5 separate regions of the Mus musculus genome follow, and regions 2, 3, 4 and 5 are each linked to region 1. Evidence: chromatin loops called from intact Hi-C (ENCODE). Cell type or tissue: heart. All regions are shown on one strand. Region 1 holds the start of Rapgef5 (Rap guanine nucleotide exchange factor (GEF) 5). Region 2 holds the start of Gm31482 (a long non-coding RNA gene). Region 3 has its middle 39 kb from the start of Gm31482. Region 4 has its middle 8.1 kb from the start of Gm31482. Region 5 has its middle 16 kb from the start of Gm31482.

What was found. A loop is a pair of places that touch in the nucleus more often than their neighbours do. Peaks named below come from ENCODE experiments on the same cell type or tissue, not always from the same donor. Only the 100,000 strongest peaks of a DNase experiment are listed, where the experiment ranks them.
Region 2: it touches region 1 in a loop (2.1-fold over the local background); 3 of 42 quality-filtered maps call a loop at or near these places.
Region 3: a loop joins it to region 1, with 3 times the contacts of the local background. A loop is called at or near these places in 11 of 42 quality-filtered maps.
Region 4: it touches region 1 in a loop (4-fold over the local background); 5 of 42 quality-filtered maps call a loop at or near these places.
Region 5: it touches region 1 in a loop (4-fold over the local background); 9 of 42 quality-filtered maps call a loop at or near these places.

Annotation. Positions count from the first base shown.
Region 1 is chr12:117,531,112-117,536,111 of GRCm38, forward strand. It overlaps Rapgef5 (Rap guanine nucleotide exchange factor (GEF) 5), which reads left to right and starts at 2,817. Exons shown (of 26, transcript NM_001373989.1): 1 at 2,817-3,122. The coding sequence starts at 2,907. In heart, CTCF peaks have their summits at 2,862 and 3,603; DNase peaks (open chromatin) are centred at 2,860, 3,230 and 3,430; H3K4me3 peaks cover 1,670 bases; H3K27ac peaks cover 1,417 bases; H3K27me3 peaks cover 696 bases.
Region 2 is chr12:117,462,375-117,467,374 of GRCm38, forward strand. It overlaps Gm31482 (a long non-coding RNA gene), which reads left to right and starts at 3,750. Exons shown (of 3, transcript XR_382010.2): 1 at 3,750-3,924. In heart, a CTCF peak has its summit at 3,041 (motif pointing right); no DNase peak of the experiment used is centred here.
Region 3 is chr12:117,424,583-117,429,582 of GRCm38, forward strand. No RefSeq gene overlaps it. Among named protein-coding and RNA genes, the nearest start is that of Gm31482, 39 kb to the right of the region's middle. In heart, a CTCF peak has its summit at 2,981 (motif pointing right); a DNase peak (open chromatin) is centred at 3,019.
Region 4 is chr12:117,455,489-117,460,488 of GRCm38, forward strand. No RefSeq gene overlaps it. Among named protein-coding and RNA genes, the nearest start is that of Gm31482, 8.1 kb to the right of the region's middle. In heart, no CTCF peak of the experiment used is centred here; a DNase peak (open chromatin) is centred at 2,983; H3K27ac peaks cover 635 bases.
Region 5 is chr12:117,447,550-117,452,549 of GRCm38, forward strand. No RefSeq gene overlaps it. Among named protein-coding and RNA genes, the nearest start is that of Gm31482, 16 kb to the right of the region's middle. In heart, a CTCF peak has its summit at 4,086 (motif pointing right); DNase peaks (open chromatin) are centred at 22, 482, 772 and 2,832; H3K4me3 peaks cover 259 bases; H3K27ac peaks cover 679 bases.

The DNA of each region.
Region 1 (5,000 bases):
AGTATATAGAATGATTATGTAGAATGTTGGAAGGCAACAAGCTCTGTGAAAGGCTTGGGAAGGGCTGTGGTTTTATATCACACGGTCATAAAATGCTTCCTTGAAATGGTGACATTTGAATGTAAGAAATGGAATGGTCTGGGCGAGAGAAATCTCTAGGATGTGCCATATTGGATAGCCAGTGGCCATATGCTGCTGTCTAAATTTATATAATTTAAATTAAATAAAGTTAAAAACCTAGTTCTTCAGTCACACTTGCCACATTTCAAGTGCTCAGCAGCCACAAGTTTCAAAAGGCTGGAAAAAAAAATCCCTAGAATATTCCTTTCAGGATGCAAGCGCTGTAGCATAGCATTACAGAAGGGTGGTACTCCGGGCAAAAGGCAAGGAGAGGGTGCTGGGGTGGGCTTGTCTGAAAGGAGTGGTGTGAATTTTCTACTAACAGATTCCTGCTCTTTCTGATATATCGTGTGTGTGTGTGTGTGTGTGTGCAAATGCACGTGTGTAGGTGAATATCCTTATGTGTGTGCATGCATGTGGAGGCCAACCCTGGCTGCCAGTTCTCAGGTTCTTTTCATACTTGGATTTTTTTTTTTGTTGTTGTTGTTGTTTTTAAATATAGAGTCTCCTACTTGCCTGAGCTTACCCCTTTAGATAAGGCTAGCTGGCCATCAATTCCCCAGGGGTCTACCTGTCTTTACCTCTCCAGCCCTGGGATCAAAAGAGGTGACACTAATTATGCCCTGCTTCCTTATTCTTGTTTGCTTGTTTGTTTGGTTGGTTTTGAACATAGTTTCTTAGGATCTAACTTGGGTCCTTGGACTTGCAAGGCAATCAATCACCTTAGCAGACAAACTACCTTCCTGGTTCCCACCTGCTTACTTTTATGCTAAGTATGTGTGGCCTTTATTATTTATTACTTTAACCTAAATAGACTTTTCAAAAGTCCTTATTGATGTTGTGCCTTAGATACATGGCATGGCCGATTCTATAGACTCTATGGTGTAAGTTTCAAACTCCTAAATCTTATATTGAAAACTGTGAATCTGTGAATCTGTGAATCTAGGATTACAGTGCAAGCCTGTAATCCTAGCACTTGGAAGACAAAGAAGGGGTGCCAAAAGTTCAACGTGATCCTCGGCTACATACGGTGCTCAGGTCGGCCTGGGCTACAGGAGACTCAAAAAAAAAAAAAAAAACAAAAACAAAAACAAAAACAAAAACAAACAAAAAGCCAAAGGAAAAAAAGCTGCTTGAACATGTGTGAAGACCGAGAATGTCAACTAGGAGACAGAACATATGCGATCTCTTCTGTAGCGGAGTGAAGTCATAGATAATTCAAATGTTACTTCTCAGGGATGATATGACTGGCAGAAGGCCCCACAGATCAGAATGTTAACTAGGAGTGTCCTGGGAACTCCTTGGAACCAAGTACCAACCCCTTAGCTGGCACATTTTAACCTAAAAATCAAGAGACTGATGTTAGAGATACAGATGTAGAGTTTCATTCTTGGATAAATCTGCATCACAGACATTTGGAAACCATAACAGACTATAGAGCTCATTACTGACTCCTTCTCAATAAATGTACATAGGTTAAGGGGACAAAATGTAAGTCTTCTGCAGTAAGCGGACAACACAAATTCTATTTCCCCCGACTTCTTCATTATGACATCACCCTTCTCTAACAGGACATAGCCTCCAGGTCCAAAGGCTCCCTCTGGCCCTATGTGAGCCACCTAAGAGTTTGAAATCACAATTTCAAATCTCCTTGAAGGGCTCTAAGCTTTAAGACATTGTGTAAATTTCTTGGCCTGGCTTAGGTTGCTCTTCCCAGGAGGTTTTAGTATTTACATTCACTTGATAATTAGCAAGAGTTTAGGGACTACCTGATTTCCTCTTAGTATTTATCTACATCAGGCTGAATTTCCCTTTTCTTAAGGGCAAGATCTCCACTCTCCCTACTCGGCCACATTTCCCGTGTGCACTTGGCCAAACATCTGCTGTGTGAGATAGTAACCTTGTCAAGGATCCTTACTTGTCATTTTAAAGGTTTTTCAGATCTTTGGCGGTCATAGGTAAAGAGTGGGTCTCAGCGTCCTAGTGCTGAGGGGTTAAAGGCCTTGTTGAAGATTCACAACCCCTTGGAGTTGAAGGCCTTCCTGGAATGGTTTCCACTGAGCACTCCACAATTCCTACCTCCTGGAATTGTATAAGCAGTGATTCATGCTGCGCTAAGCCTTTACAGTTTACCAAGCACATTCACCAGACACAGAAGGCTTCCAGGGAGGTCAGGTTCCAACATGTCAACAGAGATTCATCTTCGGGCCACCAGACTTGCACCTATTTTACTAAGCACCCATCAAACCCAACTAGTTTTCTCCGCTCCCCCTTTTATGAGGAGCGCGCCTACCGACCACTGAGTGGGCAATGTTGTCCCAAGAAACCAATTCTGAACATTTTCTAGGATACCGACTGTGCTGTGGGGCTAGGCTAAGCGCCGGAGGGAGGAAGACCTCTGAGCCTTCTGGGTCGCAGTCCAGGCCACTCCTGGCTGGAGCAAAGGGACTTTTTAGACTCGGGGGAATGGGTCCGGGAGGAGGTTTTTGGGAATGGCGCACCTATGCAGGCTCAGAGCACTCGCCGCTCCAGGGCCCCTTCCGCGGGCGGTGGGAGTGTCTCAGCCGTCCGGAGGTGAGCGGCGGGGCGGGGCGGGGAGCACCTGGGCGGGGCCGGGGCGGTGCGCGGGGCCGAGGCTCCCAGCCGGGCGCGCGCCAATGGGCAGCGGCTGGCAGCGCGTCCCGCGCCTGAGCCGCAGTCGCGCCCTCTCGCTGCCTGGCGAAGGCGCGGAGGCGAGCGCGGAGGAGAGCAGCCGCGGGCGCCGCCGCAACCGTCAGGGCATCAGGATGGCGGTGGGCTCTGTCAAGATGCAGCCGCCTTGCGAGAGTCCGGCCCTGGCCTCGGCGGCCCCGGCCGATGGCCCTCTGCGCCGCAGCCCGAGCGCCCGGGAGCCGGAGCGCGAGCCGCCCGCCGCGTCTCTGCGGCCGCGCCTCAGGGACCTGCCTGCGCTGCTGCGGAGCGGGCTCACGCTGCGGAGGAAGCGGAGCGCCGCCGGCGCCCGGGTGAGTGGCCCGGGCGCGCACGTGGAGCCCTCGACTGCCCCGCGGGCCCGCCACGCCGTGGCTGGAAGTTGGGGAGGTGGCGGGACTCCGCTGGAGCGGGGCCTGGGACGTCGGGGTTAGGGGGCGCCCCTCGGGCTGCGACGGCCACCCTTCCCCCTAGATGCACCTGAGCGCACCCGGGCGCCGGGGCATCGCAGGAAGAAGGGCTGTTTGCTGCTTTCTGTGGGGAAGCTGCAGGTGTCCGGTGACTGAGTCAACCAGCCCCGTCTCACAGAAAGTCTTAGGCCTCCCGCAGGTCCTGTTTGCAGGTGGCCTGCGACGTGCGTGCTTGTTTTGGAAGACTCAGCAGTGTCTGGGCGTCGGGACTGCCCTGGCAGCCGCCACTGCTGAGGGGGAGACTTAGGAGTTGGAAGAGCTTGGGTGAGCTGCTAGCGCTGGGAGCACTCAGTACTCCGGGACGCCCCCTAGAGCGGGAGAGGGTCGGACCCCCGGGAATCTCAAATATCGACTTTCTGATGGTGTGTTCAGATATGACTTCCTGGTGAAGGAGCATTCCTTGTGTTGTAAGTGCATCTCACGACCTGAGCAGGCCAGACATGTTTTTTATGTTAAAAGGAGGGCCTGCTTGTCATCCTGGTGATCCTCAAGCCACTCAAGAAAGCCCCAGTAAGCTCTCACTGACTTCCTTCCTACTCAGCAGAGCTTGGGAATACCTTGGTACATCCTACTCATACTTTTTTTAAAAATTATTTTTTGATTATTATGTAGTATTTACTGAAAAATCGTAACAATGGTGTGATTTTTTTTTTTTTTGACTAGAAGTCTTAGTTATATGTCATGAAAGGAGACAGTAGTTGGAGACTCACAGCTCCTGTGATGTTATTGGCTTGCGGAAACCTAAGGGCTGAGGAAGCATTTGTTCTGTCGTGGCTTCCTATAGATGGGCAAGGATCTGAATTGCTACAGTTCTTGTTCTCCAGGCTGTGTTTTCCCTTTCCTAGGTATTTTCTTCTTCGGTGCTACCTTAAAGGATTGTTCTTAGGATTCTCTCATGCAATTAGATAATTTTTAAGTCAGCCACCAGGAAAGTTTTAGAATTGCCCACACAGTAATCATGGTTTTTTAATTCACGTTACATTCCGCTCACTGCCCCCCCACTTCCGGTCACCTCCTCCTACAACACTTCGCCCCTCTCCTTCTCTGAGTGGGTGGGCTCCCCTGGTTTTTTTCCCTACCCTGGCACATCAAGACTGCAGAGCTAGGCACGTCCTCTCCCACTGAGGCCAGACAAGGCAGTCCAGCTAGAAGAATATAGCCCACAGACTGGAAACACTTTTTGGGATAACCCCCTCTCCAGTTGTTTGGGACCCATGTGAAGACCAAGTTGCACATCTGTTCCATATGTGTAGGGAGGCCTAGGTCCAGCCTGTGTGTGTTCTCTGGCTGATGGTTCAGTCTCTTGAGAGCCTCAAGGATCCAGGCTAGTTGACTCTCTTGGTCTTCCTGTGGAGTTCCTAACCCCTTCGGGACCTCAGTCCTTTCCCCTACTCTTCCATAAGAATCCCTAACTCCATCCACTCCACACAGTAATCTTGATGTGTGGTGTATAGGATTGCTTACAAAGAAAGGCAGGAAGTGTGTCCTCAAGATAGGGTGGCTAAATAAACACAAGACCCAGAATTATAGACTTTGCAAGAATCTAGGAGAAAGTAGGTCAAATTGTGTTCCTATTATCCTTGACAGTTACTTTTCCACGGCACAGAATGCTGAAGACATGGGCAGCCGGGAAGTCTGTGACAGGAATTGTCCACAGATCCATCTGCAGCATTCATCTACACAGGGACTCTAGTTTCTTGCTGCCTGGGATGATGATGTTTG
Region 2 (5,000 bases), 69 kb before region 1:
AGTCTTGAGTTCCTGCTGTGACTTCCCTGGATTATCATATACAAGCTATCAGGTAAAACAAACCCTTTCCTCCACAAGTTGCTTTTAGTCACAGTGTTAGAGCCCTAAATGGGACAGGTGAGACTGAGAAGACGCCAGTCAACAGAAGATGAGAAAGACTGAGTCAGCGTCTACCTGATACCCAAGGAAGAATCAGGGCAGGGTATACAGACAGCTGTGGGTGGGACAATCACATTCTTGGAGACGCAGTGCAGCTGCTCTGTGTTCCCTGAGGGTACATGTGGAGGTGACACTGAGGTTCGGCATCTTCAACTTTACCCATGGTGCCTGAGGAGAAGCCTAGGGACTTGACCAGGTTTCAGTTAGAGGAAGCCATGGCTCAGGATGAAGTATTTGGTTTGCTTTCAACAAATACCTGGATAATGTCTCAGAAGGGAGACAAAGGTCCGACAACAGAAAAGATCCATTAACAGTATCTCTCCTTTGTTCAGATTTTTAACAATTCTCCTTAATCTCCAGACAGTGTTGGAATTAGTAAGAAGACATAGCAGCAACACAGTCGAGTTTACCAAGTACTGTATCTGACACTCACCGATGCAGTCTATACACACCTTCTCACTTCATGGTCACCACATCCCAGGAGAAAATTATTTCTCCCAATAGTGGAGGGAGATGAGGGTGTCATGGGCTGAACCTTAAATGCAAGACAAGATGCATTCATTTGATTCACCCACCTTATTATTAAAAACAAAGACAAAAAAACCAAAACCTCTCACAACTGAATGCACATTTGCAATCCCTTCACTCAGGACCTGGAGGCAGGAGAATTAAGAATTGTAGGTGTGTCTGGGTCCTTTTAAAAAAAAATTGAAAGGACATAAAAGTCTCACTAAAGTGTTATTGGAAGAGGAGGAGAAAGAGGAGGAGGAGGAGGAGGAGGAGGAGGAGGAGGAGGAGGAGGAGGAGAAGGAGGGGGAGGGGGAGGAGGAGGAGGAGGAGGAGGAGGAGGAGGGGGAGGAGGAAGAGGAAATGAAGTTGGTGTTTGGGACACCCCCACACCACAGACCTTATGGCCAGTGGAGAGATGAGGTTCAGGAGGTGAAGAGTGAAACTTGAGACAGTACCACCTTTGTAGGCACTGGGTCACACCCTCCATGGACTGACCCCTAGTCATGCCCTCCAGGGACCAGACCTTGTGGTTTACTCTTCTTATACACTGAGGGAAGGGGCTTCAATGTGATAGTCCTCATAAGAAAGCTTCGAGGATAGCCATCAAAATTTCCTTGCAAAGTAAGCAGCGCTCCCCCATGGTCTCTGCTTCAGTTCCTGCCCTGCCTCCGCTTCATGAAGGACTGTAAGCTGTAAGATGAACTAAGACTTTTCCTTCCCTACTGCTTTGGGTCATGGTGTTTATCACAACAGCAGAGAATAAACTAAGAAACACATGTAATAATGTAACAAATGCCCACAGAACTATAGTGAGCTTAGGGAGCAGCGTGCAACAGGAACTGTTGAAGACTTCACCGAGCTGGCCCTTTGTGGTGGTTTGAATGAGGGTGGTCCACATAGGCTCACATATTTGAATGCTTGGTCCCTAGTTAGTGGAATGGTTTGGGAAGAATTAGGAAGTATAGGCCTTGTTGAAGTAAATGTGTCACTGGGAATGGGCTTTGAGGATTCATACCCCAAACCTGCTCCAGTCTTTCCGTTGCTGCTCTCTCTGTTTCCGTGTCTCTGTTTCTCTGTCTCTGTCTCTGTCTCTGTCTCTGTCTCTCTCTCTCTCTCTCTCTGTCTCTCTCTCTGTGTCTGTCTGTCTGTCTGTCTGTCTGTCTGTCTCTCTCTCTCTCTCTTTCTCTGTGTGTGTGTGTGTGTGTGTGTGTGTGTGTGTGTCTGCTGCCTGTGAATCAGGTTGTAAAGCTCTCAGCACCAGGATCCCTGCCATCATAGCCATGAACTGGCCCTCTGAAGCTGTAAGCAAGGCCCCAATTAAATGCTTTTTTTTCCTATAACTTGCAGTAGCCATGGTTCTCTTCACAGCAGTAGAGCAGCGACTAAGACATTCTTCATCCCATTGCCCTCAAGCAAATCCATAGCTGAATTCATTTTCTTATTATCCTTCCTTTGTTATTTTATATGGTTTTGTTGCAGCAGTAGCTGCCCAGACCTGCATTACTCTAGATTAAATCTGACCCATGTGGGGGTCTCTGAGTTCTACCAGGCACATTCTTAATGCTATGTTTAGATTTACAAGCAGATGGTATCTACAATGTAGACTCTACATTCTTCTGAAATATGCAGTTTGAGTTTCTGTTTGTGTTGATCTACGTAACTTTCATTTACTCATTTTTTTTAACCAAAACATGTTACCACATTTCCTAAAGTGTTTCATTGTGGTAGACATTGGTGAGATGGCTCTTGTCAGTAAAAAATTGTATCTATGTGAGCACTTCTATATTTGCTGTTCATGGGCAAGAAAACCTCCAAGATGGAAGTCCCACTGTAGCACCCTGTGCAGAGGGTTAGAATTAGAGCACAGCATTCTTTTTTTTTTTTTTTTTTTTTTTTGGTTTTTTGAGACAGGGTTTCTCTGTATAGCCCTGGCTGTCCTGGAACTCACTCTGTGTACCAGGCTGCCCTCGAACTCAGAAATCCACCTGCCTCTGCCTCCCAAGTGCTGGGATTAAAGGTGTGCGCCACCACACCCAGCGGAGCACAGCATTCTTACACAGTCTTACTTAATTTTGATATCATCAGTTTTTTTAAAAATTCTTTTTGGCAAATTTGATATGCTAAAATGGAATTTCCTATGCACCAGGAAGTCTACATATACATTTAGTATAATGAATGGCTTTAGAGGATTTTCTACAACTGGTCTATCCTTGTCTGTATTAATTTTATGGGGTAGCCCACATAAGCCAAGAATATAAGGACAAACCTTGAATCTGCCATCTAAGCTATGCATCTCCACTCAGCTCACATGTGTTTGCTTGTTTAAATTATCTATGTATTAGTGTTTTATGTGCCTGGTGCCTACAGAGGCCACAAGGGGTCACTGGATCCCCTGGAACTGGAGTTATGGATGGTCGTGGAGCACGTGTGAATGCTAGGAACTGAATCTGGGTCTTCTCCAAGGATTGCAAGCGCTCTTAACTACTGAGTTATCTCTCCAGTTACAGCTCATTAATTTATATATACTAATCAATTTGGTTATATACTGGCTGTGTTTTTTAGGCTTATTGTGTGTTTATGCTCATGAGATTTTTCTCATGCTCATGAGATTTTTTTTATAATCTCTGGTGCAATTCTTGCTTCATTTTAATACACTTAAGAAATTAGTTGGGGTGTTCCTGGGTCTTCGCTAAAACCTACAAATACTTTCTTTGTGGGAAGACAGGACCCAGAACTACTGAGTGAATTCATTTGTAAAGTTATAAGAATAGAGTTAAAGCAGGACACAGTGTTACATGCCTGTAATAAGAGTACTCTGGAGGCACATGTAAGAGGATTTTGAGTTTGAAGCTAGCCTGAGCTATGTAATGAGATCCTGTCTCAAAAGCAAGCAAACAAACCTAAAGACAGAAAGAGAAATAAAAAGTACCCATCCTCAGATTGGATTTGAGAAGTTAATTTTTTTTTAACTTTTCTTTTTTTTTTTTTCCTCAAAACTTCTTGGCACAGGATAATGGGGTAAGCCACAGAAATAGTCTCCCACATGTTCCTGAACCACATGTTCCTGTTGAAGTCAGGAGTATCCGTGGCTCACCCGACTTTGTTGACGACTCTCTCATCTCAGTTCCAGATAGTCCTGGAGAGCCACATCAGCACTTCAACCACGCCTGTAGCTTCTGCAGACGTCTTGGCTGCAGCCTGCCTGGCTCAGTCTCTTTAGCACTCAGAAGTAAATACCTCTGAACTTGCCTGGCTGTAAGTAGATCAGCAACAGTACCCACGACTCCCTAACCTCATTCTCGCCTGTCTTTTCCTTTCTAATGTTTACCCACTTGTGCTTTTACTTTCCTTGTTACTTAAAGCCATCTTTCCAGACCTTTGTTCACATCAGCAGTTGATTTTCTTCCTCCCAAAGGACCAACATCAGCGTTGTCAGCTGTCTTAGAGGTATCTCTTCATTCACTCCATTATTATTATTCTTTAAATCCTGCTTTTGATTTGCTTCCATTAACTTTCTTCTTTTTCCTTTGTCTCTAAATGTTCTTAAGTTTTTATTTTTTAAATTACTATTTTGTGTGTCCATATGGATATTTTGCCAGTATGTCTGTGGGTATGCTACATGTATGCCTGGTGCCGAAAATGCCAATATTCTGGTGCTGGGTCCTAGGAAAGAGCAGCCAGTGCTATTAACCCCTCAACCATCTCTCTAGGCCCTATTTTATCATTTTTAATTCATGTGTGTGTGTGTGTGTGTGTGTGTGTGTGTGTGTGTGTGTGTGTGTGTGTGCACGGCTGCACATGCTGCTTGCGGTGGCCAGGAGACAACTTGAGGGAGTCAGTTTTATCCTAAATCTAACTATTTGGATCTTGGGGGTGGCACTCAAGTCACTTTTACATGGCTGTAAGCACTTTTACTTTCAACAATGCTGAATGCTTATCTCCCGGTTGTTTTTTGTTTGTTTGTTTGTTTGTTTGTTTGTTTACTTGTTTTGTACTCTAAAGTGAACCTTTTAAGGGTTTAAATAAATGTTATCCTATCAACGCTCTCCAGCTAGGTCTGTGATGTTGCCACATGACAGTGCCCATATATAAGCTCAGACACCTGTCTGTTCCTCCCTCCCTTCCCAACCTCCTCATCTCGGAAAGGCCAACTCAGTTCTACCAGACAACCACGCCAAACTCATCCCTGCATGTCTTCGCGGTGAAGTCAACCAGGCTAGCGCGCAGCTCAGCCGTCATCACCTTGTGTTTAGCTTGTTGCGCATGGCTGGTGCGCAGCTCTTGCTCTTGTTCCCTGAGCCACACCGATTGAGCCTTCTAAATGTAGACTT
Region 3 (5,000 bases), 110 kb before region 1:
CCTTGATAGTTTCCCAAGAACTGTTGAGTTCCTTGGAGCTTCCTACTTAAGAATGGATCATGACCACGTTGGATAAAATGGGCATGGGGCAAGTCTGAACTAAAGGAAAATATCTCATAAAATCAGGAGTCTTCTGGAATGCTGGCAAGAGCTTAATTGATTGGAAGAACCTGTAATTATATCCCCTCTCTAGTCCTTTTCAGAGCTCAGGTAACCGCAGCTTCTCCCACCACATTTTACCATGTCCCAGGAATACAAACTTCCCCTGCATTCACCTTAGAGTTTATGGTTCTTGCAGCTGCTCTGTGAGGGAGGTGCTGTTCCAGCATGTTCTTGCTCAGGACACCACGGCAAGTTGCTCAGGATCTCATTGCCAGCAAGTGCAGGGTCTGGGTCAGGCTGTGTATGTCCCGAGTGTGTACTTCCAATCCCTCCATGGCTCTGCCCTCAGTTGGAAACATAGCTCACAGTTGTTTTGCTTCTGGAATACATCATGTGTTTCCAGTAACCGAGGTTTTTGATGTCTCTGCTTTGCTAACAGTATCCATTTGCTAAAGTGGCTGCAACAAATGCCAAACTAGGATTTGTTTCAGAATAACAGATTACTTTAGGAAGTCCAAGATCAGGGTATAGGTAGGGTTGGTTTCCTCCAAAAGCCCCGTGGGAAGGGTCTGTGGCCAGTTTGCAGAAGGCTGCCATCTTGCTGCCTCTTTGACACTCATCTGCTCACACACTCTTATCTCTGTACTTCAATTTCTGCTTCTTATAAGTATGCCAGTCATACTTATAAAATTGGATTAGAGTCCACTACAATGGGTTAATTTTTAACATAGCTGCCACTGCCTAGGTCCTTATCTTCAAACACAGCAGCCTCTGTGGTACTGGGAGTTAGGACACTACCGTGTGAGTTTAGAAGAGGGCACAGTTCAGCTCAGGCCGTAGTACCTGAACGGCTCATTGACACGGCTCACCGGCTAATAATACCAAAGAGCACACAGCTGAACGCAGGTGTCTGATCTGACACATGAGTTAGCAGAGCAGACCCTCAGTAAGCCCAAGAACAGATGTCCAGACAGCAGTCTGGGGACAGAAAGGGGAAGCGGGACTGAGGTAATGATCTGAACTGGGGTCTCCAAACTTCCTGGGGAGGTTCTGGAGCTAATGGAGCACTGAGTTCTCACTGCAGGTGATAAATCTTCCTAATAGCGCTTCTAATGCAGTGCTCTACATTTAAATATTTTAATATTAATTTATTCTAATGCTACCTCAAGTGGGTAATGAACACCATCATCCACTGAATTAAAGAGAAAGGAGAAAGATCATAAGCAAACCCTCATGAATTCTCTGCTCCAGGAGAAAATCCAGGCGGAGTGAAAGAAATCCTAGACTCACTCATTTCTCCTTTAAGCCATTAATAAATGACACTTAGAAATGTCATTTATAAAGTAATGGTAGCAGATGTAAATGGTTCCAAACAGGTTACCATTGTGAGGAAGGCAACCACTTAGCTCGTAGTTCGCTTCGGCCACCAACGCAGCACAGTCACGGTAACTGGTACCTAATGTTTAACATGCATCTGGTACGGTCCAACACTGTACTCAGATCATTTCATTTAGTGAATGCTTCTGTAGCCCCAGGAGCAGGTGATTATAACCCCATTTAACAGCCGAGAAGATTAAGATCCCAACACTTAAGACAGGATTTAACTCACTATTGCAAGAAAGGGTCTTCCAGTTTGAGAATATGCGCTCTCACAATAACCGATTGTCCTAACAAGAAAAATATGCCGGGTGTGGTGGCACACGCCTTTAATCCCAGCACTCAGGAGGCAGAGGCAGGCATATTTCTGAGTTCGAGGTCAGCCTGGTCTACAGAGTGAGTTCCAGGACTACACAGAGAAACCCTTTCTCAAAAAAACAAAAAAACAAACAAAAAAAAAAAACAAAACAAAAAAGAAAAAGAAAAGAAAAATAGACTACTCCTGCATCAGAGCTGGCATCAGAGAGCCTACAGCAGATAGGCTATCGAGGAGCCTGCAGGAGAGCCTGTAGCAGATCCTGCTGCTCTCACAGTGGGGAGCAGAGCATGAGGGCTGAACCTTCAGAATAATGAACAAAGACACAGAGCTGGCAAGACCAGTTAAAAGCTAGAGGAGTGCTGTCCCTGAGAATTCACTTAGGTACTGGGAATCAGAGCACAGAGCATCCTCATCTCAAGACTGCTGGGGGCGGGGGAGGGGGTGGGGGACAGGGAGGGGGACCTGTAGCTCTGAGAGTGAGGGATAAGGCTGGTACTTGCCATACACGTGTGAGGCCCTAGCTTCAATCACCAGCACTCCCACAACAGAACACAATGAAACTGAACTGGAAACTGACATGACCTCCTTCAAGGCTACCTCCTTCAAGGCTACCAGTGCCCATATTAACACCTATGTTGGATAGTAAATAAGTCCTTGAAATCCAGGGCAGAGGTATAAACTTCCCCATAGCTGGGCATTCAGTGTTGTGGAACTATCAGAGCCAAGAAAGAAGGTGGTCTCCCTGGCCAGTTGCCATTAGCAAGCTAGCCCTCTATGGCATTTGCCAGTGTGCTGCCTCCCAGGTCCAGATACATCTTTCTATATAGGCTCTGAATAAGGAGCATGGTTCTTCTAAAGATTCCTCCTTTAAAGTGAACAAGAAAATGTATTGGCCAGACATGACGGCACACACCTATAATCCAAGTTGTCATTGTCAAGGGGCATGGGCAGGAGGATTGCCACGTATTCAAGGCCAGCTTGGTATAGATACACAGCAAGTTTTAGGGCCTCTGGGGGCTACACAATGACTCTCTCTCTCTCTCTCTCTCTCTCTCTCTCTCTCTCTCTCTCTCTCTCTCTCTCTCTCTAAACCTTTGTATTTTATTTATAATATATGGATACATACAGTAGTTAGGAAGAAAACAAGTGAGCAGAAGTAATACTCTGGTTCCAGTAGAGGGCACTAGAGGGCCACTGCTGGGGGAAGAGGCTCTTCAGTTTCTGGGTGGCCCTGGGATTGGTGGCCCAGGTAGAGAGCAGATAGAACCTGCCTTGGCTCCAGAGCATGCCCCCCCTTACAACTTTGCAAACTCATCCTAGCAGTAACCTCTCCTTAGCTGTACTGAAGAACAGCGCCCCTACCATCCTTGTCCACCAGTGAGATCCCACTATGCTCATGTTAGCAGCCAGTGAGATCCCACAATGCTCATGCTATCAGCCAGTGAAATCCCACCCTGCTCATGTTATCTATCAGTTGATAACATGCAGTCTTGACAGTGGTTATGATTCATCCTGCAACTCCAAAGATGAGGCCCCACAGAAAAATCTCTCTGGTGTAGTGGCTAAGCCATTCTTAACTAATCTCACTGCCAGCCTGAGGATGCCATGCAGGATTCTCTTCTATGTCCATAGTCCTTATTCCCTAGCGAATAGTTCATAAACTTCCCAAAAAAAACAACTGTAGCCAGAACGGTATAAACACTACTTCTTGGATCGATTTGTGCTGTCATGGTGGTAATCTGCAATCTTCCAGTTTGCATGCTGACTCTGAAGACAGTTTAGATGGAATTTGCCGCCATCTAATCCCAACCCTGGTTATATTTATGATATGCTTTCAGTCAAGATTTGAGAGCACTAGATCCAACCAGCACCATCTTAATTTGCTTTTTGTTGCTGTGATGCAGACCATGACTGGTGGGGGAGCATTTATTTGGCTTACAGGTTAGATATAGTCAGCCCATCAACAAGAAGAGCTGAGGCAGGACCTGATGAAGCCATGGAGGGATGTTGCTTACTGGCTAAGTTTGCTTTTTTATACAACTCACAAAGCCAGCTCAGAAGTGACACTGCCCACAGTGGGCTAGTTCATCCTACATCAATCACTAATTAAGAGCATTTCTGACAGGCTTGCCTATAGGCCAGTCTGATGGAGGCATTTTCTCTTTTGAGGTTTCTCTTCTCAGATAACTCTAGCTTATATCAAGTTGGGAAAACAATAACAACTACTACTATTACTACTGCTGCTGCTATTAACCAGACCTGTACCCAGGAGGCAAAGGCAGGGGAATCATACATCTAAGACCAGTAAAGATGGCACAGTGAGACTCTATCAACAAGAAAAGAACAGTAACAAAGCCACGAGAGATGAACGCAGAATGAAAAGCACTTTGCAAAGCAGCATGATGCTCAGAGGATGTGGGGCTGCATTTGGAATGGGTGAGTACCCGAAGGATGGTCCTCAGGGATCAAGAACAGAAATGGTATGGGTTCAGAGGTCAGCAGTTGAAGAATGTGGGCCCAACATGGGAAATGTGACACAGTCTGGCTTGCTTCCTTAGCAGCAACAGCAGCAGAAAAATGTGTGGAGAGTGCCCAAACCAGAAGGCACATAGAAGTCACTTACAATTTTTGTCACATTTAGCCATTTTTTTGTTGTTGTTGAAACTGGCATTTTCAGGATAAGAGAGAAAAAAATGAAAAGACATCTTTATTCAGGTCACGCTGTCATGTCACCTACCAGAACCTGGGGCATTTTGCTAACACAACATATTTTAAAGTGATTCCTTTAGATCGAAATTGAAAACTTGAAACTGTGTTCAAGATGCAGAAAAGAAATCCAGAGACCGTTTCTGGCCTGTCAGGTGTCCCCAGCTTTCTCTTACTCTACTGGTCACAAAATTAGAGACATTTACTAAACAAATGGGCAAATAGTCTAACACTTGCAAGCTGTGGTGTTCTACCGGTAAAATGGAAAACAGAAGTTGTGTGGACATGTGTCATCTGTCATGCCAGCAAATCTGCTTCAGAGAGAATGCAGACAGCTCAGCCAGCGGGAGGCGACACACCAGGGCCACGGGACAGTCCACACGTGTGCCTACTCTACCTCCCTGCTTTCTGTTCTAGCCTTAGCTTTGTGGGTGACATCTCAATTCCAGTTGTGTGACATGTTCTCCAGGTGTTTATATACCAAGGACCAGCTACC
Region 4 (5,000 bases), 76 kb before region 1:
GGGGTGTAGAAAAGAGCAGCCTTTGAACTATGTTGGTGGCAGGTACGTGGATTAGTACAGCAATTATGGAAAAGAGTACGTATTTTTCTCCAAATTATAAATAGAACTATCATATGATCAATCTAGCAAGTCCACTTCTAAGTGTATATATAATACACTAGAACTCAGTATGTCCAAGAGATGTCTGTGCTTCCATGTTACAGTATGTTGTATGATAGCCAGGATGCAGAATGCCCATCAACGCATACATAGGCATGGAGAACACACTATGTACATAGAGTACACTTCTATAGCTCCCTACAAAAGAAGGCAGTCCTGCAGTCCACGACAACACGGGTGAACCTAGAGGACGTTATGCTGAGTGAGATAAGCCAGTCACAGAAAGACAAATACCGTATGTTCTCACAGATTTGAAGAATCTAAAACAGTCACACCCGGGAACAGAGAATTCAGTGCCAGTTGCCAGAGGCTGGGAGAGAGGGAATGAGGAGGTATTGGCTAAAGATATTAACAGTCTTTCCTCATGCCAGCCCTTGAACAAGCCCCAGACATCTACTGCATGACTTACAAGATTCTAAAAAGCAGCTCACTCTAGCTGTTTTTCACATGCAGAAAATGAGGGGGAGAAGCCTTCTGGGGGTAATGAGTGTATCTGTGGCATAGATTCCGGCGAAGCCCCCACAGATGCATAGTCACCTCTAAACTCACCAAGCTGCATGTACTAAACACGCATCACATTTTGTATACCATTACACCCCAATAAAGTCACTTTTTAAAAAAATATGAAAGTATTAAGGGATCCCAATGGAGAACTCAGGGCAAAGACTGAAGGAGCTGAAGGGGTTTGCAATCCCATAGGAAGAACAACAATATCAACCAACCAGAACCCTCCCTTCCCCCCAGAGCTCCCAGGGACTAAACCACCAATCAAAGGGTACACATGGCTCCAGCTGGATATGTAGCAGAGGATGGCCTTATCAGGAGGGGAACCCCTTGGTCCTGTGTGAGGCAGGACTGGATGGATGGGTGGGGGAGCACTCTCATAGAAGCAGGGGGAGAGGGGAGGGGATAGAGGGTGTGTGGAGGGGAAACTGGGAAGGGGGACAATATTTGAAACGTAAATAAATAAAATAACCAATAAACAATGAAAAAATAATGCTCACAGCAGACACATAAGTCTTTTGTACAGGTGATTTAATCCTCTTTGAAACAGTGGATGAAGGATGCTGCTAGACATGGCTAGAGGCCAGGCTAATCTGCCCTGAGGATTACAGAATACCTGGTTCCCCACTGAAGCCTCCCTGGTGAGTGCAGCCTACATAGCCTCATTTCCCTGCCCTTTGCCCCGCATAGCTTTTCTGTGTGGCTAGGGCATGTAATTTGACTGTTTGACTGCTTGTTGTCTCCCACAAGGTTTTCATTGTCTTGCATGGTGCCTCTGGGCCATAAAGTAAAGCCTTAAGCTTCATCACAGAACAATATCGTTCCGAATTGCTTGATGTCGTCTAATTCGGTGGTTCCCAACCTTCCTAATGCTGTGACCCTTTAATACAGTCCCTCATGTTGTGGTGACCCCCAACCATAAGATTAACTTCATTGCTACTTCATAACTGTAATTCTGCTACTGTTGCGAATCTTAATGGGGATATTTTTTGGAAATAGAGCTTTGCCAAAGGGGCTGTGATCCACAGGTTTAGAACTGCTGCTCGGTGCTGAGCATTTGTGAAACAGTTTGGGAAAGATTTATGGGTGGAAAGGTGATAGATTTTGGATTGGACTTAATAGATTTTCTCTTTTCTCAAATGTTTAAAATTAGGAATTAACTTTGAAACTGCTTTAATGTTCCCTTTTGATATTCAGCTGCTTCCTTAGCTAGTGGGCCCCCATCCCCTCACTAACTCTCCCCCCTCTATTCCCCGCACTCACTCTCTCCCCCCTCTCTATCCCCTCACTCACTGTTTTTCAATGGCTTGCTGCTCCTGGTTTATAGCTGCTTCTTCTTACAATATAGCTGCACTTCCTGTCTCTCCTCCTGCTGCATGTAAGAGCCTCATTTTCTTACAGACATTCAGGGCTGAATGGGTCCAGTGGGCAGGTAGGAGTTCTTTCTTTAAGACTGATTGGCCATTCCCACGGGTATATTACAGTCTTAACCTTAGTTGATTAAATTCCCAGTGTTGGGAGATCCGGCCACATCTACATGAGAAGCCTGAAACTGTCAGTCTCTGGTGAACTGAAAGTAGAAATATTTAAAAGTGAATTCCTCACCCACAGAACCAGGCCCCCAGACTGAATTTTCCATTATTGCTCAAAATCCTGTTGGACAGCAGATATTAAATCAATTACCAAAATCTATAATGAAATTTTTGAGAGATGTCTTTTTCTCTCAACTGACTTATTATTCACTGTAGTATTAGCAAGATTTGCAAGGTCAAACTTTCCTCACAACACTTAACCAAAGGAGCATTTTTCCTTAGTTTCTGTGATGTCTAACGTGCCTGTAGGCTCTTCCAGGAGAGGGAATTCTGAGGCTTGGAACTTTGTCTAATTTAGAGAGGGCCTCAAACTGCAAAAATCCATAGACGCCTCCTTTAATTTCTTTATTGCTCCCCCATTTATATTATAATCATATTCTGAGATCTACCAATACTTGTTGCTCATCCTTACTATCCTGGATACTACACTTCCTCAAAACAGGGAGGAAGCAAAAGCTTATGGATGGCCTATACATCCCTCTGACTGGGAATGTGGAGAGCTTTGGTGAGGACACAGAGGGAAAGCCCTCATGGGGTCCATGTGGGATAGGTGGACCTGGCTTTGGAGGGGATGAGACCGGCCCTTGACTTTTGTATGCAATTGGCAGGAACCTGCCTGGGACATCAAAACTTCCTCTGGCTGCAGGTGTCCTGTCCCTCGGCCTAAGGAAGATGCAGACTTGTGGAAAGGCAGCTTCCCGTCGTCCCTTCCCTCCTTTCCTCTTCGTGGCAGGCTGTCTGCCAGACCTCTGGAGTGGTTATCTGAATTCTGCAGATCTTTGGAATGAGATCATTCAGGAAGCCGAATCCCTTTGATAAAAATATCTGCCTCCTTGGCCTTTTGTTCTGGTGGAGGACGACCCTCCTGCTTCTTCTTCCGTGGTTTGAACAGCTGCTGTGAGACAAATGCCAGCTGTGAGCTGCTGTGTGGATCCACACATCCTTCCCCAGCTGCCAGGACAGGGCATGTAGATGGATGTGTGCTCCAATGCCCACCCTGTAAGGTTCCGTGGCACAGTTGGTGAGAAGAGAAAGAATTTAGCCAAAGGTGGTGACCATCCCTGCTGGTTGCCTCTCTATCACACACTGTAGACAAACACATTTATCATGACAAAACCCAATGGCTTCTCTTCTCCAATTAATCTTGGTTGACAACCAGCTCAACCAGTCCTGAGGGCTAACTCTTTCCTGAAGAGGTAGGAGGGAGTAATGTTTTGGAATGGAATTTCTCCTCAGCCCTCAGTCTTTCTCTTCACTTCTTCTAGCAGATTCTCCCTAATTCTCTGTATGCTCTGCAATCTTTTCTACCCAGAAGGAATTTTGTGCAGTAGCCCCAAATTCTTGTGATGTATGCCCTGCTTCCCATACAAATCTCTCTTCCTTAAAATTGAATTGGCTCCACCTGTCCTTGTATTTTTTTTTGAGAGCACAAAACAAAACCAACTCTGCCTCTCTCTGTTGATACTAAGAGGGATCCCGTGGAAGCCATGTCTGTTCGTCTCACCTGGAGATTTTCGTGGCAACTCATTCCAGCTCCTGTCTGTTCTGAGATTCCATCTGTTTACTTTTCCCTACTTCGTGTCTTCTGTTTTCCAAGGGATCATTGGCAGTGTTCAGTGTTTTCTGGTAGCAGATCTGCAAGGCTCGGCTGGCATTTGATCCTCTGAAGATGAGCTGGTGAAGACCTTTGCTCTCTCAGGAAATTACTGTAAGAGATAAGACTCCTAATGTGCGTGCTTTAAAAATCATTGTTAGTGTATATAACCTATGTAGAATACTAAGCTAGCATGGGAAACTATTAGAAAATGTGTCTTCTTTTTCCAAGGGTGAGTCAGGGAAGAGGGAAAAAGATAACAGTGGGTGATAATGGGCACTCGCCAGTTTTGATGCCTCCTGTCTACTCTTTATTCCTCTTGGTAACAGTCCCCAACTTTCACACAGGTTGTAAAGTCAAGGTCCAGGGAGGAGTCCATGGGCACATGCAGGACAGAGCTAAGTAACAAACAGCAAAGCGTTTATTACAGAGGAGTGGCAGGGAGAGGCACTTGCTCCATGTAGGCTACTGTAACCGAATGTTATACACACGACCACTTACACAGTCAACAGGAACCTTTTCCTCACTGTTCTGGAGGCTGGACATCTGAAACCAGGTCACCAGCAGATTCAGTGTCTGGTGATGGTCTGATTATTCATAGATAGCTAACTTCTCGTTCTGACTGTGCATGAAAAAAGGCGCAGGGTTCACTTAGTTTGTTGTTATTTGATTATATTTTTTAAATGAACATACTAATCTCATGCATGGTGCCTCTGCCCTCCATGATCTGACCATCTTCCAAGGCCCCTTCACCAAATGCTACCTTTGTGGAGTGAGGATTCAGACAATGGTGAAGGCCAAGCAGGAATCACGGTGTACAGAGGGGCTGGCATGAGGGAGGCATTATAGCTTCTGAACCTGTAAGGATAGACAAGGAAGAGGTAAATGGAGCCTGGCAAGAGAGTTGGAAGGGTATGAAGTCAGACAGTAGGAGTTGTAGAGTAATGCAACCACTGTGAGAACCATATAACAAGGCACCTCCACCTGCTGGTGTTCCCATGATCCAATCAACTAGAAGCCAGAGAGCAAGGGCTGAAAGGTAATGCAGTCTGAAGAGACAGCCTTAGACACAGAGGATAGCAGAGGTGAGACAAGAGCACCATGCCTCCTTTTCCAGCGTGCTTGTTCTCCAAGGGGAGATCCCATTCAGA
Region 5 (5,000 bases), 84 kb before region 1:
GACTCTGAGGGACGCCAGCTGGAGGGGACAAGGAAGGGCATTTATAGTTTCCTTTGCCGCTGGCTCCTTCAAGCACCTCACACGGCACCAGGAGACGAGATGAGAGAGGGGTTGACACAGCTTGAAGAGTTCAGATATCAGTGGCCTGACCTGAAAGCACAATGGGGTTCGATGCGATCTTGCAGACAAGAGTCTTTGTCCTTGTATGGCTCAACTCTGCTGTTTTCCCAAGAGAACCTGTGCTGCTGCACTTGAAAACAATATGGAAAGATTTAGAAACTCCTTCAGCCCTGACCAGATATTCTCAAACTAGTTAGCCCCACCATCCAGGCGTCTGAGATGAACCTGTGCAGCAGAAACAAGGGCCCCTTTCTCCTCTCTGCTTTGGATCATGGGTCTCAAGCTCGACCAGTACAGTCGTCATTGTGGCTCCCTTGTACCGTGATCCCATCCAACCCGCAGGAAACGCACACCTTACAGGGCAGGCTGTACAATTGCTGGCTTAGTGGGAGCTGTCGTCATGTCCCAGCTCTCGTCTAATAGCTCAGGACCGTGAGTTTCCTGACCGTTTTTACATGGCCGTACTGTGTGCATAGCATAGCTCATCCACACCAAGTTCCTAGGTGAAACTCTTAAGTCTCCAGGGGGAAACCTACGTTTGGAAGGGTTTCGCTTGCTAGCTGGCAGCAAGCCTGAGATCAAAACTTGTTATTCAGAGTCAGAAGTAAAATTCCCGTGAGAGGCACAATCCACCCTATTGTTCTGCCTGGGGTCCTTGTGTCTCCTGTTGCCACGGTCTGCTAAGGCAGCCTCCAGGCTGATGGGACATTTTGTCTGTGGGCTTCCTCAGGATGGGTGGGTGTGATTCCCAAAGACACCTCCCTAAAAATAGAAGAGATTGCATATTTCATTTTACCCCCCCCCCTCTCCTTTTCTCCCCGTGCCAAAGTAGGCACAATAAGGGCACACAGGTAGGGTAACGGTAGAACCAGATCAGCAAAGACATTAATTGCCAGTTTTCACTGGGCCCTGCCCAGCCATGACTCACAGTGCGGAGAATGAGATAGGTGAATGAAATCACGAGTAAAAGGAGGATGTGACTACTCCTAAAGTATGGGGATATTTATTGTAGATAAAAGGGAGAAAGCAGGCAGAGGGAAGAAGAGTCCAGGCTGAACACGGCCAAGGGACCAAACCAGACGACGAGAAGAAAGGCAGAAAGGGAGAGAAAGAGAGTGGACCTGGACCTCAGTAAGAGGTGGCCCGGCCCAGGCCAAAATAGTTGAGTTATGTAGGTATCAGGCTGGGGCAAGGGAAACAGAAGCCCAGGCCCTGGGAGGGAGAGGTTTAGGGTAGGAAGTGGGGTGAGAAGTGTTGGGAGGAGCCACAAGTACCAAAGATACTGGGAAAGCTTGAATGTAAATAAATTATTCTTATTATAAATGTAAATGGTGAATTAATCTGGGGGCTGTATTTATTCACCTCATGCTAATCCCCAGTAACGTCCCAGGGGAAACAAGATTTATTTAAAATAAATAAATTTTATTTACCGTATTATCTGAGCAGTCAAATGATGTGCCTTAAATGTCTACCAATCTGGCTACCTCCCAGCCCCTTCCCACAATACCTGTATATTATTATTGATTTGCTTCTCTTGGACCCCTGTAAGACTCCGGGGAGCCTTAGCTTACCAGGGCCCAACCTGTGGTCTGAGAAATGCTAAGTAGCCCCTCCCTTCTGGATGGGTGAGTGTTTCATGACCTTCCCAAAGTTCTTGAGCTGACCTTTTCACCCCTTCTTCATGGCTCCAATTCCTCCATCTTTCTCACCCATCTGAATCTCCCTCTTTCCTTCCTCTTGCTAGTGGAACATCCCACTCTATTCTCTCTTCTGCCCACCCATTGGGTGGTCAGCATTTATTGATGAGGAAAAGAATAAGTGGTAAGAACAGTTTATACAAACTTGAGACAGGAGATTCTTTTTGTGTGTGTGTGCCTTTTTTTTTAAATTGGATATTTTCTTTATTTACATTTCAAAGGTTATCCCCTTCCCCAGTTTCCTCCCTCCTGGAAACCCCCATCCCATCCTCCCTTCCACCTACCCACCCACTCCCACCCCCCTGTCATCATTCCCTTATACTGGGGCATCTTTCGAGCCTTCATAGGATCAAGGACCTTTCCTCCCATTGATGCCTGACAAGGGCATCCTCTGCTACATATGCAGCTGGAACCATGTGTACTCTTGGGTTGATGGCTTAGTCTCTGAGAGCTCTAGGAGGTCTGGTTGGTTGATAGAGAGACAGGAGATTCTTGATATAAGCATTACAGTGCCAAGTCTGGATTGAAACTAGATATGATGGCAGAGAAATCAGCATTTGAATAACGCAAGGGTAAACTTTATAGTGTACAAAACAGGCCTTCGCTGGGAGGGACTACAGGTACTGAGGGATGCTGGGAGAGTTGAGAGGGGCCACAAGTACTGTGTTATATTGGAAGAGCTTGGAGGGGCTACAGGTAGTGAGACATGCTGGAAGAGCTGGCCATCGTGTTTGGTATGTTAATAGAAATCTCAGTCATTTGTCCCCAGCTCCTGAGACCTAGCACTAGGTACAGTTGACCTCAGGCACTACAGCCCTCTACTCCCACTGTAGTTACTGGGTGGGAGCCTCCAGGCTGCTGCCCTAGCCACCTCCCTGAACTGCAGGGCCTTCTGTTAGCATCCAGGCCTCTGCAGGGGCAGCATCCTATCCTCTGAGAGAGTAAACAGCCCCAGGGAAGCCTCCTTATCAGCAGGGTGTGGAAAGCACCTTTGTTTTCTTGCCTCCTTGAATTGGCAGCTGTGTGCTGTGTAAACAAGCCTGCTTGCTTAGGTCACTTGTCCCTAGGAAATCCTGGTTCCAACTCAGAGTCTATCACCTCTGGGGCAGGAAAGAAGGGTTTGGGAGCAACTTTCTCTGCTGCCACCTTTCCACCCGCATGGTTGGACTTGGCACTATTACTTTCTTTCTGTTTGTTCACCCCTTCATCTTTATTTATTCATTCAAAAAACATAATTGAGGACATTTACCCAGGAAAAGTCGCCTGAGGATGAGGGTCAGGAACACAGAATTCTGAAGTCAGGCTCCTTGGCCTCACATCTAAGGTTAAGGCAGTCTAGAACACAGGACTGTCTTGAATCACACAGGTCTTCCCCATCTCATTTTTCTTACCAGGAAATGAGGTATTTAGAAGTTAATAGAACTGCAATAGTTAAGCAATGCCCTGCACATACAGTAATTGCACATAAATCAGGAATAGCAGATCCTGCTCTCAGGAAAAATTCAGGCTGTGAGAAAAGAGTATGAACAATGGTGGCACAAGCTCATGGGCTGTGGCTAAACTGGTGGGCTGTGGCTAAGCTGGTGGGCTGTGGCTAAGCTGGTGGGCTGTGGCCGGATAAATTAGAGCATAACAAAACTAGTAAGAGTGTTACGGGGAGCTCACCAGAGAAGACCACTCAGAAATAGTCTTAGCCGATTGAAAGTCCTTATTCCTGTGGGCTGGGACTACTACTTAGGTATTCAGGACCCCCAAAACACACATCCTGTTATCTTGCAGCTACAGGGGGTGGCTTTGCCCAAGTGAGCAGCTTAACAGAAGCTAAGATAAACAGTTAGCTGGAAGGGGAGGTTTGCAGGAACAGGTAGTTTAACAGAAGCCAGGATAATTATCTGAGGCATCTTGATCTTGGGGTCCTAGAATAGAATAGTTGGGCAATTTTCCACGGAATTCTCCATCAAGGAGAACAAGTTCTAGTTAATCCTAAAATGGCTTCAACAATAATATGAGTTGGAGGAAACTCTACATTGTCTTGCCGTATCATAAAACTATTTACAGGATTCACATTCTACGATTAATACATTTGAAACTGATCCTTTTCTATGAGCCAACATATTTTTAATTGAGGACATACTCTCTCTTCATGTGCTGAATTGTTTAATAAGCGCTGAGTAAGTAAGGCTGACTAAAGGCTTTAATTTTTTAAAAATTATTTCTGTGCATGTGAACCTGTATGTAAATCTCTTACATGCAATGCCAATGGAGGCCAAAAGAGGGCGCCAGATCCACTAGACCTGGAGTTATTAGTGGTTGTGGGGTGTTGGAAACTAAACCCTGATCTGCGACGACAACAGTCATCCTGCTGTTATGTTCTGAGCCCTGAAGGCTTTTCTTATTTCTCATGTTTTCACATTGAAGCATGCCACTAACTTCTGCCAAAAATTTTTGTAGGGCATGTCTTTTGTTTCCAAGCAGAGCCTCTTTATTCAATACACATTTTATGAGGTACAACTTGTCAAATGATTTCCATTTATCATGTGTATGCTTCCCTGAAGTCCAGTGTGAGATTTCAGGCCCTTTCAATGATACTTACCTTTCAGCACAGAATATAAAGCAACTCAATTAAAACAGAGGGCCCTCACCAAATTCTTTCTGGAAATCAAGGCATTACAGTACCCACGGTTAAATTCATCTATCTCTCCCATTGAATTGATAGAGGTGATTTTAGTTTGTTTTCTGTATGCTTTTTATAATTGTAATTCGTTAAAAAAAAACTTATTCAGTCTGAAGTCTTTTGTATTCTGTCTTTTGATTAATTAAGATATTCCAACTAATTTTCACCAAAATGCAAGTAATTCTGAAGGGACTATTCCAACATAATTTGAGTGTATTATAGGATATGTTAGTGTGTATGTGTGTAGAAGGACTATTCCTGCTTTTTTGATGACTGATTTTGTTTCAAGGCAAGCCATTGTGTAATTAATATAAAATCTGACATGAGAATTTTGTGCTTAAATTATTTTGTTTTTATCTAGACATATTTGTAATTTTTTCCTACAATGGCAGTCACTATTTCCTTGAGTAGCATATCACGGTGGTTTGGGCACAGTTAAAAATTCTGTGTTCTACAAGCATTTCCAAGTATGCCCCGTAGCTTCCTTAATTTAGCAAGAACTCTGTTTT